Regions from separate parts of the Homo sapiens genome. Here region 1 is linked to region 2. A link is a loop called in an ENCODE intact Hi-C map of the cell type or tissue named here. Cell type or tissue: endothelial cell of umbilical vein. All regions are shown on one strand. Links, peaks and the distances in the headings refer to the core of each region. The heading gives the core; the rest is flanking DNA.

The links. Hi-C counts contacts between places; a loop is a spot of excess contacts. Peaks named below come from ENCODE experiments on the same cell type or tissue, not always from the same donor. Only the 100,000 strongest peaks of a DNase experiment are listed, where the experiment ranks them.
Region 1: it touches region 2 in a loop (11-fold over the local background); 10 of 110 quality-filtered maps call a loop at or near these places.

The regions. Positions count from the first base shown.
Region 1 is chr7:11,423,695-11,432,435 of GRCh38, reverse strand. It overlaps THSD7A (thrombospondin type 1 domain containing 7A), which reads left to right. Exons shown (of 28, transcript NM_015204.3): 14 at 3,311-3,489; 15 at 5,765-5,770; 16 at 7,607-7,740. Among named protein-coding and RNA genes, the nearest start is that of THSD7A, 400 kb to the left of the region's middle. In endothelial cell of umbilical vein, for the core only: a CTCF peak has its summit at 4,574 (motif pointing left); a DNase peak (open chromatin) is centred at 4,485; H3K27ac peaks cover 415 bases.
Region 2 is chr7:11,553,743-11,562,483 of GRCh38, reverse strand. The region is part of intron 4 of THSD7A (thrombospondin type 1 domain containing 7A); the gene reads left to right. Among named protein-coding and RNA genes, the nearest start is that of THSD7A, 270 kb to the left of the region's middle. RefSeq lists a silencer at 4,606-4,705. In endothelial cell of umbilical vein, for the core only: a CTCF peak has its summit at 4,599 (motif pointing right); no DNase peak of the experiment used is centred there.

The DNA.
Region 1 (8,741 bases), core at 144-8,143, 130 kb after region 2:
TGATTTCAGGGGTGTGTTCAGTGAAATTTACGTCTATGGAAAATGCACTTTTGCATATGAAGACTACAATACGAAGTTTAAAACAAATATCTTTGACAAATGTATAGGAGATACTACATAAAAAGATATGCCAGAAATCTATTTATCTTCCATTTTTTTTGGTTCTGTCTGTATCTTATAGTAGCACTTCCTAACTTAAGACCTACACAATCACACACACAAATGATTAAAAGTAAAGCTTGTGAAACCTGAGTAAGTGCTATGGATTGTATTAATGTCAATAACTTGAGGGTGGTAGAAGCTTATGTTTTTAACATGTGTCTCAGATAATTTATGATTAGGCAAGGCTAGGAAATACTGTATAGTAAATTAGTATTTTAACACTTTCAATACAGGACAGTTTGGGCACAATCTTATAGATTAAATTTGCCATTTTGGTTTAAAGGTGGTCTGACTTTCCTTTAATTAAAGAAATTAATGTTGGTAGGTTCTTTTTAAAATCCACCTACAATAAAAAGAATAAAATACTTAGGAATAAATATAACAAAATAAGTTCAAGACCTGTACACTGAAAACTACAAAACATCATTGAAAGAAATTAAAGATCTATATAAATGGAAATGAATTCCATGTGTCTGAATTAAGACGGCAGTGCTTCCAAGTTGATCAACAAATTTGACACAATTCCTATCAAAATCCTAGCTGCAATTTTTTGCAGAAATTGACAGTCTAATTCTAAAATGCATATAGAAGTTTGACTCAAAATAGCCAAACCTATCTTTAAAAGGAAAAACGAAATAGGAAGACTCACACTTCTGGATTTCAATACTTGCTTCAAAGTTACAGTAGTCAAGACTATGTGGTACTATCATGAAACTAGACATGGAGATAAATGGAATAGAATTTACAGTTCAAAAATAAATCGTTACACTGTGGTCAACTGATTTTCAACAAGGGTGCCACAACAATTAGGAAAGAACAGGTTTTTTCAACAACTGAAGACAGGATAACTCAATAACCACATGCAAAAGAATGAAGTTGGACCCCTACCTTTTATCATAAACAAAAATTCACTCAAAATGAAACATACACCTAAATATAAGAGCTAAAACTATTAAATTCTCTTGAGAAAACAACTATAAACCTAGATGACCTTGACTTTGGTAGTGGATTCCTAGATATAATACCAAAGCACTAACAACCAAGGAAAAAAGATAAACTGGACTTCATTGACATTTAAAACTTTTGTTCTTCAAACAACACCAAAATTTTAGAGACAATAACAAGTTTGACAAGAATTCATAGAAATTGGAACATGCGTGCATATCTGGTGGAGTATAAAGTGCTGCAGTCATTTTGGAAAACAGTTTGACACTTCCTGAAAAAGCTAAGTGAGTTACCACATAACTGAGCAATTTCACTGTAATGTATATATTCAAGGGAATTGAAAATGTATGCCCACACAGAAGCTTGTAAACAAATGTTCATAGCAGCATTATTCATGATAGACAAAAAGTGAAAACTCAAATGTCCATTAACTGATGAGTGGATAAACAATGTGAAATGTCCATACAATGAAATATTATTCAATCATAGAAAGGACTGAAGAACTGATACATGCTATAACATAAATGAACCTTGAAAACATTATACTAAGTGAAAGAAGCCAAGCCAGGCATGGTGGTTCACACCTGTAATCCCAATATTTTGGGAGGCCAAGGATCACTTGAGGCCAGAAGTTCCAGACCAACCTGAGCAACACCGTAACACCTCATCTCTATAAAATATATATATATATGAAAATTCGCCTGGCATGGTGGTGGGCACCCTTAGTCCCAGCTCAGCTACTTAAGAGGCTGAGGTAGGAGGATCTCTTGAGTGCAGGAGGTCAAGGCTGCAGTGAGCTATGATGACACCACTGCACTCCAGCCTGGGTGACAGAGTGAGACATCTCTAAAACAAAAAAGAAATAAGATCACATAATGTTTTACTTCATTTATATGAAATGTCTAGATTAGGCAAATTCATAGAGATAGAAAGTAGATTCATGGTTGTCAGGGGATGAGGAAGGGGAAAGTAGGAAGTGGCTGCCAGTAACCATAGGGTTTATTTTTGGAGTAAAACAAATGTTCTAAAATTAGATGGTGATGATGGTTGCACAACGCAGCAAACATACTGAAAACCAAAACATGGGGTTATTTTTATGGAATATGAATTATATCTCCATAAATTTTTAAAAATCTACCTAGAGTTGCCTAGTATCAATTGTTTACATTATAATCATTGTCAAAATCGAATCTCTGCTGTTGAGATAAAATGGCAAGGCAGAGTGTTTTCTTGTACCAAGAACACCTTCTCTCCACATTCAGACTATTATAGAGGACAACCGTGCGTTTCATTCTTGACTAGAGGAATTTTGCTGTTTTCACATGTTTGCCTTGAGAATAATAGTGTTTAATTGATATTGTGAAATGGCAAGTTTGTAGTTAAGAAGTATTGAAAGAAAATACTCCCATTTCCCAAAACAAATCTGTGCACTATTAATCGAATTGGTTGGATGATTTGATGGAATGAGTACTGGATTAGACCTCAGAAAACTTTTCCCTGTCTCTTACTGTGTAACCTTGGACTCAGTCAGTCATCGCTCTGCATTTGTTTTCTTACCTGCCTGTTAGAATGTCAATACTTGCACAATTCATACATAAGATTTTCAAGAGAATCAAATGGATATAAGATGTGAAGATGCTCTGAAAGTGACAGCATGTAAAACATGAGACATTACTTAACATCCTGCATTTTTCTTCAGACTTGATTTTCAAAGAAGGAGAAACGCAAGATGCTAAGTTAAATGGTTCCTTTTGGGTATTGAGTGAAAGGGACTGGGATTTCTTAAGAAAGAACGTTGCATGGACTCAGAACCCTGAACTTGTGTGACATTAACAGATAGGGTTTTATAGAAAACTGTTATAATTTTTTAATGTATCATTCTGTCAGCATGAGAATGATATGGCAGCAGACAGGTTATTGTCAATTAAACACGAGCTGTCAGTCAGAAATGTTGAAATATGGTGAGCATGAATCCTAAGCAGATCACATGGCAGCTGCTCAACTGTTATTTTAACAGAGTCACTGTATGTATGTGACATTTCCCTGCAGAATTTAATTCAAGTCCCTTACAACAGAGACACCTCTGCATTTGCATGCTGCTGTCAAGTCAGTCTTGGACCTTCTAAATGACCTAGAATAGTGGGTGGTAATGGGAGAGTGACAGGTGGAGGAGATGATTCTTGTCTCATTTTCCTCTACTCAGGTTACATTGAGGAGGCCTGCATCATCCCCTGCCCCTCAGACTGCAAGCTCAGTGAGTGGTCCAACTGGTCGCGCTGCAGCAAGTCCTGTGGGAGTGGTGTGAAGGTTCGTTCTAAATGGCTGCGTGAAAAACCATATAATGGAGGAAGGCCTTGCCCCAAACTGGACCATGTCAACCAGGTATTTTCTATCATTGACAGTGTTAAGATATTGTTGAGATTCACAATGATCTGATTTTTTCTCCAAAATGGAGAAGAGGAAATAATAGCTATTGAATAAAAAATTGACCCATTTTTACCATTAGAATGCCTGAATAAATACATACATGTTATTAAAATTTCAAATTAGACATATCTGTATTCTCTGGAGATTCCATACCTTGCAAGTATATATGAATATGTATGTAATTCAATGGGGAGAAAAATGACACCTATCTTTGAAATAATGTCAAGGTATTTAATCTGTCATAAGATTGTATCTAACATGTAGGCTGAGATTATCTCATTCTTATAGTTTCCCCAAACTGTCAGAAAAGACATCTCAATTACCAAATGCTTAAATTAAAATCAAAGAAATAATATGGGTTTTGGTCTAAAATTAGGAAAAATATATACTGTTTATTTAAATGTGTTTGATATAAAACAAACTGAGAAAAAGAAATACAAAGATGGCCTCAAAATCACTGTAAGTATGCTATCAATTTAGTCATTGACCATTTTCAATTTTATTTGGAACTCTGACTTTTGATGCATTCTTTCTTACCTGCTGTTAATAGTTGTCGTTCTGTTCTATTAGAGATAAAAAGAAAAAGCCTAATGGAGGAATTGTGACTGATTTAAATGGAATGTAACATAATCAGACAATTATTACCATGTTTGGCCTATAAGTGAATTAGCAAAGAATAATTTCATTTATTATGTGTGGGTGTTAAGTTGTGTATTTGAATTTAAATCACAATCAAATGAATCAAGTCCTTAAATATGTAGAATTGTTTCATACATACATAGACTCATTTTAATCTCTAAACACACTGCTTACCTGTATACATACTTTCCTTCCCAGATTAACATAACTTTGTTCATAATAAAAGTACATTGTAGAGAAAACAGAAAGAACCTTGGAATTAAGTAAATTAAGATGAAGATCGTGAAGAATTAAATTCTATAAAAAGTACTCTAAAGAGTCTTGATTGTTCCCCAAGTGAAGTTGCTGATTTTATCTTTATGTGCAATGGAGGGTAAATAACACACTCCCTTGCTGCCATCTACTGGTAGTTTAGCTTCCATGTCACAGAGCATTTTGCATTTCTAAGATGCTAAGGAAATTTCCAAAGAAAATTCAGTTCAGCAACTATAATTATATAACTGCAAAACAGAAAAACTGAACTAAAATGTTTATAATACAAAAGAATATTTCTCTACAAATTTTGAAACCTTGAATTTTCAGTAGCAAATTTAAATAAATTATATATGACTCCCAATCCTAATAAAGAGAAATTCTACACATACTCATACCTATTTCACTTTAGCGTGTATGTGTACACCCAGTCAGATATGCAATTAAAATCTGTGTTTTCCTCAGATTTTCCTTAAGTGAATTTCCAAAGGTTCAAAACCTCAGGCCAAGTTGTCTTTGCTATTCCTAGTGTTTGGCCTAAACCATTTGTCACTTTCCAACTCTAATATATTCTGATGCAGTTTGATAAGGGTATTGTGACTTGGTATCGGTTGACTGAAGGCTTACTGAGACATTAACAACTGAAAAATCAAAGCTAAAACAAATAATAAATTTTTGAACATTTGAGCCTAAATGTTCTGCATAAAAATAGAAACTTCTATGAATTTGTGTATTAAGAAATTTAGGGAAAATAAAAATGTAAAGTTTTGTGTTAATGTTGAAAATTGTAAATCACATAGGTGTTTACTACAATTATATGTTCCTCAGTAAAATAATCAGAAGCATTGGCTTGAAAACAGTCTCTGAGTTTCTATTTTTCTAGCTGAGGAAGGAAGTACTCAAATCCTCATTTTCTACAAAACAGATGAACTGATTAAGGTAAATCAACGGATAGATCAATCTATAAATATACTGATAGACAACAGTACATTGACAAGTTGGATCACAAGTTATTTGCATCATATATCAATTTCCCATGCTATGTATTGTGAGGTCAACTCCATTTTCTAAGATTTCTCCATCCTGCCCATCTAATTTTCTCATTGGCTCTGCTATTTACAATACCCATTTGTGTATCTTACTTTTTAACATTAATAAGTAGTTGTGTATTATCTCCTGAGACCTAAGAAAAATGTTCTAATATTTTACCAAAAAAGTAGGTTTTTACATGTAAGTAATAATACTTGAAACTTACCATGTGTTCTTCTCATAGCATACTGACATTTTCACCTACCTTATTTCTCTCCCTTTTCATCATTCCTGTTGAACACCACTCCAGGCACAGGTAAGAACTCTTAAACCTCATGCTTTTTGATAGAATCCTTCTTTTCTTAAATTTCCTGATTTCTGAGAATACATTTCTCTTCTTGCTTTGTCTTTTATGTTTTACAGGGAGAAAATGTCATATTTTCCATTAAAGAATTTTTTTCTATAACTGTTTTATTTTTCTTTTCTATCATAGTTACCTGTGTTCCTACATTTCATATCCCTCATTGTAATATCAAGGACTGAGGTGAACAAGAGTTGGGGAGAACAAGTTTCACTTCGCTAATCTCGACAGGCAGTGACACCCATTATTAATGGTCTTGTGCTTTTCAGAGGGAGAAGGAAAAAGTGCAAGTGGACTGAAAATGGGTGGGTTGGAGATTGTTCTGAACTGATGGGTATTCACTTCAGTACAGGAGTTTAAAATAAAAGCCATCAAAGGATTAAGAAGAAGAGCATTTCTCCTTCAGTTTTTCTTTTCACTGCAAGTTGTAGGGTAATGTTTTATCCTGTGCTATTTAGTTCTATTTTTAATACAGCAACTAAATGTGAATATAATCACTTATGGCAATAATTGCAGAATTTGACTCCAACAGTGCATTTTTTTTTTAATGTTTTTTTTTTTTATTATACTCTAAGTTTTAGGGTACATGTGCACATTGTGCAGGTTAGTTACATATGTATACATGTGCCATGCTGGTGCGCTGCACCCACTAACGTGTCATCTAGCATTTTTTTATTCCTCTTTGAGACAGGTCCACTTTATTCATTTTACTTAGGTTTTTAGTTCACTAAAATTGGCACAAAAGAATGGCTGCAAAGGGCTATTTAAATCTATCTTTTCTAGAATTCATTACATAAAAAGCTATAGTTTCTCTCTTCCCTTTCTCTCTCTCTTGCTCTCTGTCTCTGTCTCTCAGTGTGTGTGTGTGTGTGTGTGTGTGTGTGTGTGTAAAATAAGGGATAGAGTTGGACTATCACAGATTAGAAAAATACTTTCAAAGAATTTTATTTAATGCTTGAGTCAGCTTGGTTGCAATGGATTAAGTGCCATTTATTTCCTTTATTTAGTCATTCTTCTCATTGAAAAAAGAACATAATTGGTTCATTGTACTAAAAAAAAACCTGAAACCAAGCATACCACCCCAAATGTGGGACTGAAAGGCTTTATGGACCCTGGAGCAGAGACAATTTGCCTTGTTTCATGTGGCCCTCACTGCTTGGGCTTGTACACCAATATCAGACTTTGCTTCCAAGCCTTAAATGATTGAGGATTAGTTTTAAGATGGCTTTATTTCATATTGTTTATCTTTTTAATTTAGTTTCCCATATGATACACACCAAAAATCTAAATTCTCATCATTATTTATAGTTATCTGGAAAATAGGCCAAATTATATTTATTTGGAAAACAGCTATGTTTTATACTTATTTGATTCATCAATCCTCATCCTTCATTCAATCATTCTGCAAATCCCTATTGAGTACCTAACATGTGAGCACCCTGGGCTAGTATTGAAGTCACACAAAACTGTAAATGACACAGATGGTCCAGAAAGTTACAATACGGTGTGTTAAGGGTCAGCATAGGAAAATATGTAACCTATCTAATGTGATCCAGTGGATCAGATTTACACCTGCAATGTAATAGCAGAGCAACAGAGTACAATATGGTTAGCCCTATCCTCTACTGCTAGAACTCTTGAGTTCTCTCTATTGCAATGTTAGAATAATAAGCAGTAAAGGAGGGGAGTGAAAGTAGCTTCACAGTGAAATGATTGCTGTTATGGTGTGGAAGTCTTCCTCCTCACTCTTACCAGATTCCCTGAGATTGCTGAGAACCATGTGTGTTTCAGGTGTATGAGGTTGTCCCATGCCACAGTGACTGCAACCAGTACCTATGGGTCACAGAGCCCTGGAGCATCTGCAAGGTGACCTTTGTGAATATGCGGGAGAACTGTGGAGAGGGCGTGCAAACCCGAAAAGTGAGGTAAGACAAAGCCTAATTATACAGAAAAGCAAGACACAAAACTATCTCCCAATTGCACATGTGCCAACATGACTGTTCACTCCTCCCCAGTCTTCTGGATAAAATTGTCTGCAGTTTTGCTTTTAGGGAATCTGTGCTCATAGAAAACTCTAAGAGAATCTGCTTCAAGCAGCAGTTTATTATATTCTGGCCTTCTGATTTAGGAAGCATCACTTCAAATACTCTTAAAGAGAAGGAACAGCATATTCAATCTGAACTAATGCAGATTTTCAACCCCAATAACTTTTTTGCTTCAAGGCCAAATATATTTCCAAGTTCCTTTCTAAAATAATCTGTTTTAAACTCTTGCTCTTTTGTATCAAACTGGCTAACTGAATACTATCCTGTTGTCCAGGGAGCTTTCTCTGAAGCCCCCAGCTGGTTCCTGCGTGTCACTTGTTCTTCTGTAGCTACACTGTCCCATAGGATAGCCACTAGCCACACTAACTCAATTTAAATTAAAAAAAATTAAGTTTAAATTAAATTAAAAATGCATCTCCCCAGTCACACTAGCCATGCTTCAGTGCTCCATAGCCACATGTGGCTGGCAGCTATCTGTTGGAGAGCGCAGACATACAGTATTTTTTGTAATGGCAGAAAGTTCCATTGGACAGGGTTGTTCTATTACACTCCATATACCCCTCACTGTGTTGAAAAGACCCCTCTTCATGTCTATCCCCTTAATAAAACTTTATAAAATTTCTTAAAACAGAGACCCCACATATTCATAGGAATTCCCTACTGCCTAACACTAGATTGATACTCGTTAAATTTTCCATACAGTATCTATCACATGATCCTTAAGGGCTCTAGAACTCTATGAAACAAATGCACGAGGTTTTATCACCTCCATTTTGTAGATTAGATTCCCAAGTGCTAAATAATGTACCAAGAATACCCATCTAGTAAAGTGGCAGCCTTGGAATTCAAACCCAAGTCTCCCATCACTCTTTTTAAATACA
Region 2 (8,741 bases), core at 410-8,409:
ATACGTATCAGGAGGTTTTGAGTGCCTGAAATGCTCAGCTGTTTTGCTAAATGGATGAATGAATTATTAAATTTATTGCATTTTTCTCAACCTTTGAGCACCAGTATATCTTTTGAATGAATACAGAAAATGTATATCATTATTCAAATTAGTCTGAAGTAGACTGTGTGAGATCTCTGATTCAAAATAGTCTGAGAATTCAAAGATATATTTTTATGATTTAGAAAAATTTTAAAAATGTACATTTGTACATTTGAGAGCCTTAGAACAAAAATGATTTAGCTTTGAAAGATTAGATATTTAAAATGGATGAGAATATAAATTGCTTTTTAAGTAAAATACTGGGGATTCATTTTCAGATGAATATCTCTACCAGATTCTGCACTGGTCCACATAAAATAACCAAATAGTCTGTTTTGAAAACTTATATCATTCTAGTCAAACTATTCCCTGTACTAGACTTCCAGGAGTTGGGTGGGAACTGGGGGAAGAACATGTCTTCTACTAACTGCCATATTAAAGTGTAGCATAGTGGGTAAGTCAGCTTTGAACTGTTGCTAATTAACTGTGTGACCTTGGGAAAATTACTTAATCTTTTTGAGCATCAGTTTCTTATTTATTTTATTTTATTTTTTGACACAGAGTTGCTCTGTTGCCCAAGCTGGAATGCAGTGCTGTGACCTCCCTCACTGCAACCTCTGCCTCCCAGGTTCAAGCAATTCTTGTGCCTCAGCCTCCCAAGTGTGCCACCATGCCCGGCTAATTTTTGTATTTTTAGTAGAGTTGGGGTTTTGCCATTTGGCCAGGCTGGCCTTGAACTCCTAGCCTCAAGTAATCCACCCGCCTTGGCCTCACAAGTTGTTGGGATTACAGGTCTGAGCCAACACACCTGGCCTCAGTTTCTTAATTCTTAAATGTGGATTACAGTTGTGCCTACTTCATGAGATTTCTGTGAGGACTAAAATAATTTCTTTAGTAAATGCCATGTAAGTGCTTACTGTTATCAGTATAAGTGCAGAATATCCCATTTTAATAATAATTTAATTAGACAGGTAGTTATTGGTATCTAGCAGAAGGAAAATTTAGTTTCCATTTCTCACTGCGGCACAGAAGTCAGAATAATTTTCATTGATAGACCACTAGGTTTGATATGTGATTATCTTGATAGCCTCAATCATATTATGTTACTACATGACATTATATTAACAACCCTCATTAAATGTATTTTTAATTATGACCTATATTAAATAAATATGCATATGTGTGTGCCTGTGTATTTAGCTAGACATATATTATTGAAACCCTGTCATGTACCCTTCCAAGATTACATGGAGTAGTAATTAGAGGTACATACACACTGAAGACTATGGAGCCAGACTGCTTGGATGTGAATCTGAAATCTATACTTTCTCAGCTATGTAATTGAGGGCAACTTCATACTCGGTTGCCCTATATGGGGATAACTGGAATACCTACCTCATGGGTTTTATAAGAATTAAATAACTTAGTATCTGTTAAGTACTTGGAACAGTGTGACATTTCCTGGCATGTAGCAAACACCATCATCCATTTGTTATTAAATAAATTACATCTCCATTCACAAGTGGAAACCCTCTTCTAAACTTTTGTTTGTAATTCCTTGTTTTTCTTTATATATTTGACTTGTCAATGCTTTTCAGCCACAAACCACCAGGAACACACCCGTAGTTGAGCAAGTTGGGTTTGTTACTCAGTGGAGCTGGGGAGAATGCAACCATGGGCATCTCAGTAAGGATATCAGAAATGACATTATAAATAATGTGTTAGATTATTTTTAAGGAGTTTCAATAAATGGGCTTTGCATGGGTTGCATGCTATAAGGGAGCAAGAATAATTCTACGACTGGGTATCTAAATAAACCTTATCTGGAAGGCGAAAAAACTGGAAGGAGACTAAAGCTATAATTGGTAAAGAAGCAGAACTCATTTATATTAGCTGGTAGAAGGAAAGATTTGATATTTCAGGGCTCTCACAGTGACCTTGTTTTTGCTTAGACAAATTTTATAGTCTTATTTTTTGTCTCACTCCATCATAGTCACAGAATATGTGATGTGCTGCCCTATGAAGTTGTTCATGTTAAACAGGAACCATGTCATAGGTGTGAGTGCCAGGCCAGCCCCTAAAAGCATCAGGCCTAGCTGAAAGTGTCAGGCCAGGTCCCTGATATTCATGACTGCTTTCCTCTTTCTCAGACTTATGCATTTATCCCAAAACCTTATGATACTGCATTTTCAAAAAAATAAAATAAAGCTTTATATGAATGGTATCATTAAAAAATATATTCTTCGGCTTGCTTTTTCACTTTCTGATGACATGTATGTGGATTTTATATTGGTGATTATGCTCTAGCTTATTTCCACCTCTGTATAGTTTTGACATAACGTTATTCAATACCTCTTCTCTTTTAATTGGACATGAGTTGTTTCTAGATACTTGCTATTATAAACAATACTATTATACAATAACCATTCTTATAAATATCTCTCAGATAAATGTCTGATAGTTTTCCATGGGATATACCTAGAAGTATGCACATCTTTTCAATCATACTAGAATATTCCAAATTATTTTACATTTTGATCAAAACAACTTAAATTCCCACCAGCAGTGTCTGTTTTAGCTGCTTTATGTCTTCTCCAGCACTTAGTGTTATCAAACTTTAAAATGTTTTGACAAACTAGTGGATGTGCCATTTTAGTTTTTAGTTTCCTATTCAGTTGATAATGTGACCGTTAGTGGTTAATTTTAGCCTTTTGCAATCAATTCTTCCATCTTTTTTTATTCTCTTTCTTCTACTTTCTTCACTTCTCCTTTCTTGCCTTTCTTAAAATTTATTGCAACAGTTTTGTTATTACACTACTTCCCATGTTTCACAAGTCATACATCCTTATCCTATACATATATGGATTTATATATATATATATGGATTTATATATATGTATATGTATGGATTACCTTAAAATTTTAAGGTGGAGTTGCAAATGAATATAGTTTGTAATTAATGTATTTACCTTCCTAAGAATATTTTACTCTTATAACCCTCCACCAACTTACATAGTCTTCTATTTTAGGTCTTCTATCTTGCAATTATTTATAACTGTGTGTATTAGTTTTCTACTGCCTCCATAACAAATTTCCACTAACTTCACACCTTATCATACAGTTCTGTAAGTCAGAGGTCTGGCATGCATCTCTCCAAGCTAAAATCAAGGAGCTGACAGGGTTCCATTTCTTTCTGGAGGCTCTAGGGGAGGAGCTGTGTGCTTGCTCATTCAGAGTGTTGGCAGAATTCAGTTCCTTCGAGTTCAAAGACTGAGATCTTCATCTCCTTCCTGATTGTGAGCTGGAGACTGTTCCCAGCTTCTAGGAATCACCCACATCCCTTGGCTCCTGGCCTCTTTCCCCAAAGCCAGCAATGGCATATCAAGTACCTTTTATGCTTGGATATCTCTCCACTCCTTTTTCTTCCATCTCATCTTTCTAACGCACTCGAGAAGCTTCTCTCCTTTTAAGTAATAATGTAAGTAGATTGGGTCCACCTGGATATTCTAGGTTACTTTCCCCATCTCAAGTTTTAAACCTTTAATCACATCTGTGGAGTCCCTTTTGCTAAGTAAGATAACACATTCACAGGTTCCAAGGATTAAGGCATAGAACTTTTGAGTGACCATTCTGCCTTTCACACTTTTCCAATTATTATTTTACAATCAATGCTTAATTTTACTCCTATTTGATATTTTCTCTGACCACTATTCTCTCTGAAATTTTAGACCCTAGTTTTGTGATCACTTTCTTTTTTATGAGACATAAGTTCTTTAGAAATTTCTTTAATTATGGTCTAGTATAGTAATACTTTCATTTTCTGTCTGAAAATGGTTTCCTTTGCCCCTAATAATTAAAGATCCCTGGATATGCAATTCTAGGTTTCCCAGTAGCCCATTAAAACAGAAAGTTCTGTGACTTGGGATTAGTAGTTCACCAGGAGAGAGGCCAGATTTAGGACTGTGGTACTATAGTAGATCGGATTTATGTTGTAGATTTTGGGGATCCTCTGAGGATTTTTCTTATTATCCCAGTTGTATAATAAAAGGCTTTATTTTTAAAATAAGACACAGACTTTTACTTTCAAAAAGATAAAGGAGATGTACTTTTTCCTGTAGTTGCCACTAAATTAAAAAATATTCCCTGGAAGTTGTATAGAAAACAAACCATAAAAAGACTTTGAAAGTTGGAGAGAAGAAGGCAGATAAGCTAGATATGTCAAGGCCCAAAATGACAAGGTGATTAGTTCCCTTGGTTTTCTTTTTGCCTCCCACATCTCAAGGTTGGAGCTAAAGAAGCCAACAACACGGAAACATCAGTGGACACAGATTTGTAAAAACCCTAACAAATTCCTGCTCTTTCTAGCCAAAGGACAAATAAAAGACCAACTTAGCAAGACACAAAATTTTAGACAATAACCACTCTACCCAGCCAAAAACACACAAAAATAACATGGCCATACCCTCACCCATATCAGCAAAGTCGTGATGGGAACCTCAGTTTTCACCCTTGTGATACTGTAATGAGTCGCTCAACACTCCCACTAGGTGGTGTTAGAGAAGGCCAAGTAGGGAACTGACACTTCCATCACTGCTAGTTGCTATCTGGTAAAGCACTCCCCACCCCCACAATGTTAGTGAAGACAATTAGGCAACCAGTACACACAGCCACATAAAAGTAACTAGAAGTTCCTCTTTGTTATCAATGGAGGTTAAATAAGAAACCTGGACTTCTGCCTTCACCTTGCAGTAACAATGTGGCATACATACACCCTTTTGCCATTCTGGAGCAGGGTCATAAAAAGCCAGTTAGAAAGAAGAAAAGGATTTTAAAAGATCTAGAGTCTTGTGACATGAGGCAAAAATGTCTGGGTTTCAATCAAAGTCACTCCTTATGCCAAGAACCAGGGAGTTACCAGATTCAACGAAAAAAATAAATAAATAGCAGCCAACACTGAGATGATGAAGATGTTAGAATTATCCAACAAGATATAAGGAAGCCATGATGAAAATCTTTCAACAGTTATGAGCATGTTTGAAACAAATAGAAATCTTCAGCAAATTAATTGAAGATGTAAAAAAGAACCAAGTAGAAACTGCAGATCTGAAAAATGCAATAACAGATATAAAAACTCTGTATACGGGTCTAACAGCATAATGGAGGGGAGAGAGGAAAGAATCAAAGAACTAAAATACAGAATAATCAAAATTACCTAATCCGAACAACACAGAAAAAAATATGAGGGAAGAAAACTAAAAGTATTTCAGAGACCTGTGGGACTGTAACAAAAGATCTAACATTCATGTCATTGGAATTCCAGAAGAAGAGGAGAAAGAGGGCAGAGCTTAAAAGAAAAAAAATGTATTCAGAGAAATAATGGCTGAACACTTCTCATATGTTGTAAGAAGCATAAACCTACAGATTCAAGAAGCTGGATGAATTCCAAATAAGTTAAACCTGAAGAAATACATGCCAAGACATATTATAATAAAAATCTGAAAACGAAAGATAAAAGTATTTGAAAGCATCCAGAGAAAATTGATAACCTTACTACAAGAAAAAGAAATTTGAGTGACAGTGAACCAGAAACCATATAGGTCAGAATAAAGTACTACCATATTTTTCAAGTGCTAGAGGAAAAGAACTGTCAACTTGCAATTCAATACTCAGAGAAAATATCTTTCAAGAATGAAGGAAAAATAATGACATTCTTAATGAAGGAAAACTAAGAGAAGTTGTTACCAGTAGACTTACCCTAAAAGAATAGCTAAAGAAAGTTCACTAAATAAAAACGAAAGATTAAAGGAAGAAACCTTGGAATATCAGGAAAGGAGAAAGAGCGGGTAAACAAAGTATAGCTAAATACAATAGGCTTTTCTTCACTTGAGTTTTCTAAATTATATTTGACAGTTGAAACAAAAATTATAACACTGCTACCTGATATGATTCTAAAAATACGTAGACGATATATTTAAAACAATTTATTACAAATGAGGGAGGGTAAGATTTCTATACTTTAGTTGAACTAGCAAAATGAAAATATCAGTAGGCTGTGATAAGATATATATATATAGTATATCTTGTATATATATGTACATATATACACATATACACATACACACCCATATATATGACATATATATGTAATGTAATATCTACAGCAAACACTAAAAGAGCTATAGAAGGACATGCACTCAAAAACACTGTAGATAAATCAAAATGGTATTCTAAAATGTGTTAACTCACAGGAAGACAGGGAAAATGAAACAGAAATGAATAAATAAAAATAAATAGAAGACTTAGTCCATAACATATAAATAACTACATTAAATGTAAATAGTCTAAGTATACTAATTAAAACACAGATTGGTAGAGCAGATTTAAGAAGCAGGACCCAACTATTCACATTCTACAAGAAACTCACTTCAAATATAATGTTATATGCAGGTTTAAAGTAAAATAATGAGAAACTGTGTGTCATGAAAATGTTATTCAATGGAAGCAGGAGTGGCTATGATAACATCGAATAAATTAGGCATCAAAGCAAAGAAAATTACCAGAGACAGAGAAAGATATTATATAATTATATAATGACAAAAGAGTCAATCCACCAAGAAGGCAAAGGAATTCTATGTGTTTGTGCCAAACAACAGACTGCAAAATATATGAACAAAAACTGATAGAACTGAAAGGAGAAATAGACAAAACTGTAATTGACAAATAGATAATTGTAGTTGGAAATGACAATACCTTACTCCCAACACTTCATAGAATAATTAGGACGAAAATCAGCAAAAATACGGAAGAACTCAGTACCATCAACCAATAAAATCTAAAAGGGATTATTATAATTACTCCATCCAACAACAGCAGAATTCACCTTCTTTCAAGTGAAACATATACCAAAATAGACCATGTCATCATCCATAAAACATAGTTCAACAAATGTAAAATAATTTATAGAGTGTTCTCTGAGCACAATGGAATCAAATTAGAATTCAATCAAAAAAGATAGGAGTAAAATCTCCAAACACTTGGAAAACAACACACTTCTAAACAATCAATGTGTGAAAGAGGAATTCTCAAGGAAAATCAAAATACTGGATGAAAAGAAAATATATCAAAATCTGTGAGGCATAGCTAAAGCAGTGCTGAGATAGACATTTGTAACACCAAATGCTTACATTGGAAAAGAGGATAAGACACAAATCAATAATCAAAGCTCCCATCTAGAGAACCAAGAAAAATGGGAGTGAAATGAGTTGAAAGCAAGAAGGAAAGAAGTAAATAATAAACATAAGAACAGAAATCAATGAAATTGAAAATAAAAAATAGAGAAAAACCAATAAAACAAACAGCTGGTTCATTCAATAGATCATTAAACCTCTAGCAAGGGTGATAAAAGAAAAAAGAAAAAACACAAATCACCAACACCAGGAATGAAATAGGGAAATGTCACTACACACTTTACAGACATCAAAAGGATAGCCATGGAATACCTCAGACAACCTGATACACATAAATTTGACAACTTAGACTACATGGGAAGAATAAAAAAATCAAAATAAATTGCAACCTACCACAACTCATCTAATATGAAATAGAGCATTTCTACACAGAAAAAAAGAGGCAACAAAGGCACTGACAGTTCACCAAAAAGAAAAATACAGACCAAAATGCCTCATACATAGACAAAAATCCCTAACAGATATTAGCAAGTAGAATTCAGCAATATATAAAAATAATTAAAATATAAGACCAAATGCAGTTTATTCAAGGATGCAAGCCTACTCCAATATTAAAAAGTTAGTCAATGTAATTCACCAATTTAACAGACTAAAAACATAATCAATACAGCAAAAGCTATTTAACAAAATTTAGCATCCATTCATAATAAACTCTCAGAAAAAAATAGGAATAGAGAAGAACATCCTCATCTTAATAACACCTAGGAAAACCTATAGCTAACATTATACTTAATGGTAAAAGACTGAATGCTTGTTCCCTAACACTGGAACAAATGGTCTACTGGCAATCCTTGGTGTTCCTTGGCTTGTAGCTGCATCATTCCAAACTCTGTCTTCGTTAAGCATGGTACTTCTCTGTATGCCTTCACATGGCCTTCTCATAAGGACACCACCCATTGGATTTAGGGCTCACCTTAATCCGGTAAGACCTCATCAACTAATTACGTTTGCAAAGGCCTTATTTCTGAATAAGGATATATTCTGAGATTCTGGTAGACATTAAGTTTGCAGGAACACTATACAACCAAAGTACATTGATTGTAATAATATCAATATTCTGGCTGTAATATTGTACTATGTTTATACAATCTTGCCTATGGGAGAAACTGGATAAAGTATATGTAGAAGCTGTCAAATTACAATTTCATATCAATCTACAATTACCTCAAAACATTTAATTTAAAAATTATAGATATAATTTATAAGATATATAAACTATCTTTAGAGGTTATATAGTATGTGTATCTTCAGAATACTTCATTGGCCATCTTGATAGAAAAAGAAGTGTTGAGATTATTTTTATTTTTTTCCATTTGTAGAGCTTAAACATTCAAAACACAAGAATATTTCGGAACCATAAACATTCAAAACAAGAATATTTCAGAACCACAGAAATGCATCAGCCTCATTTTT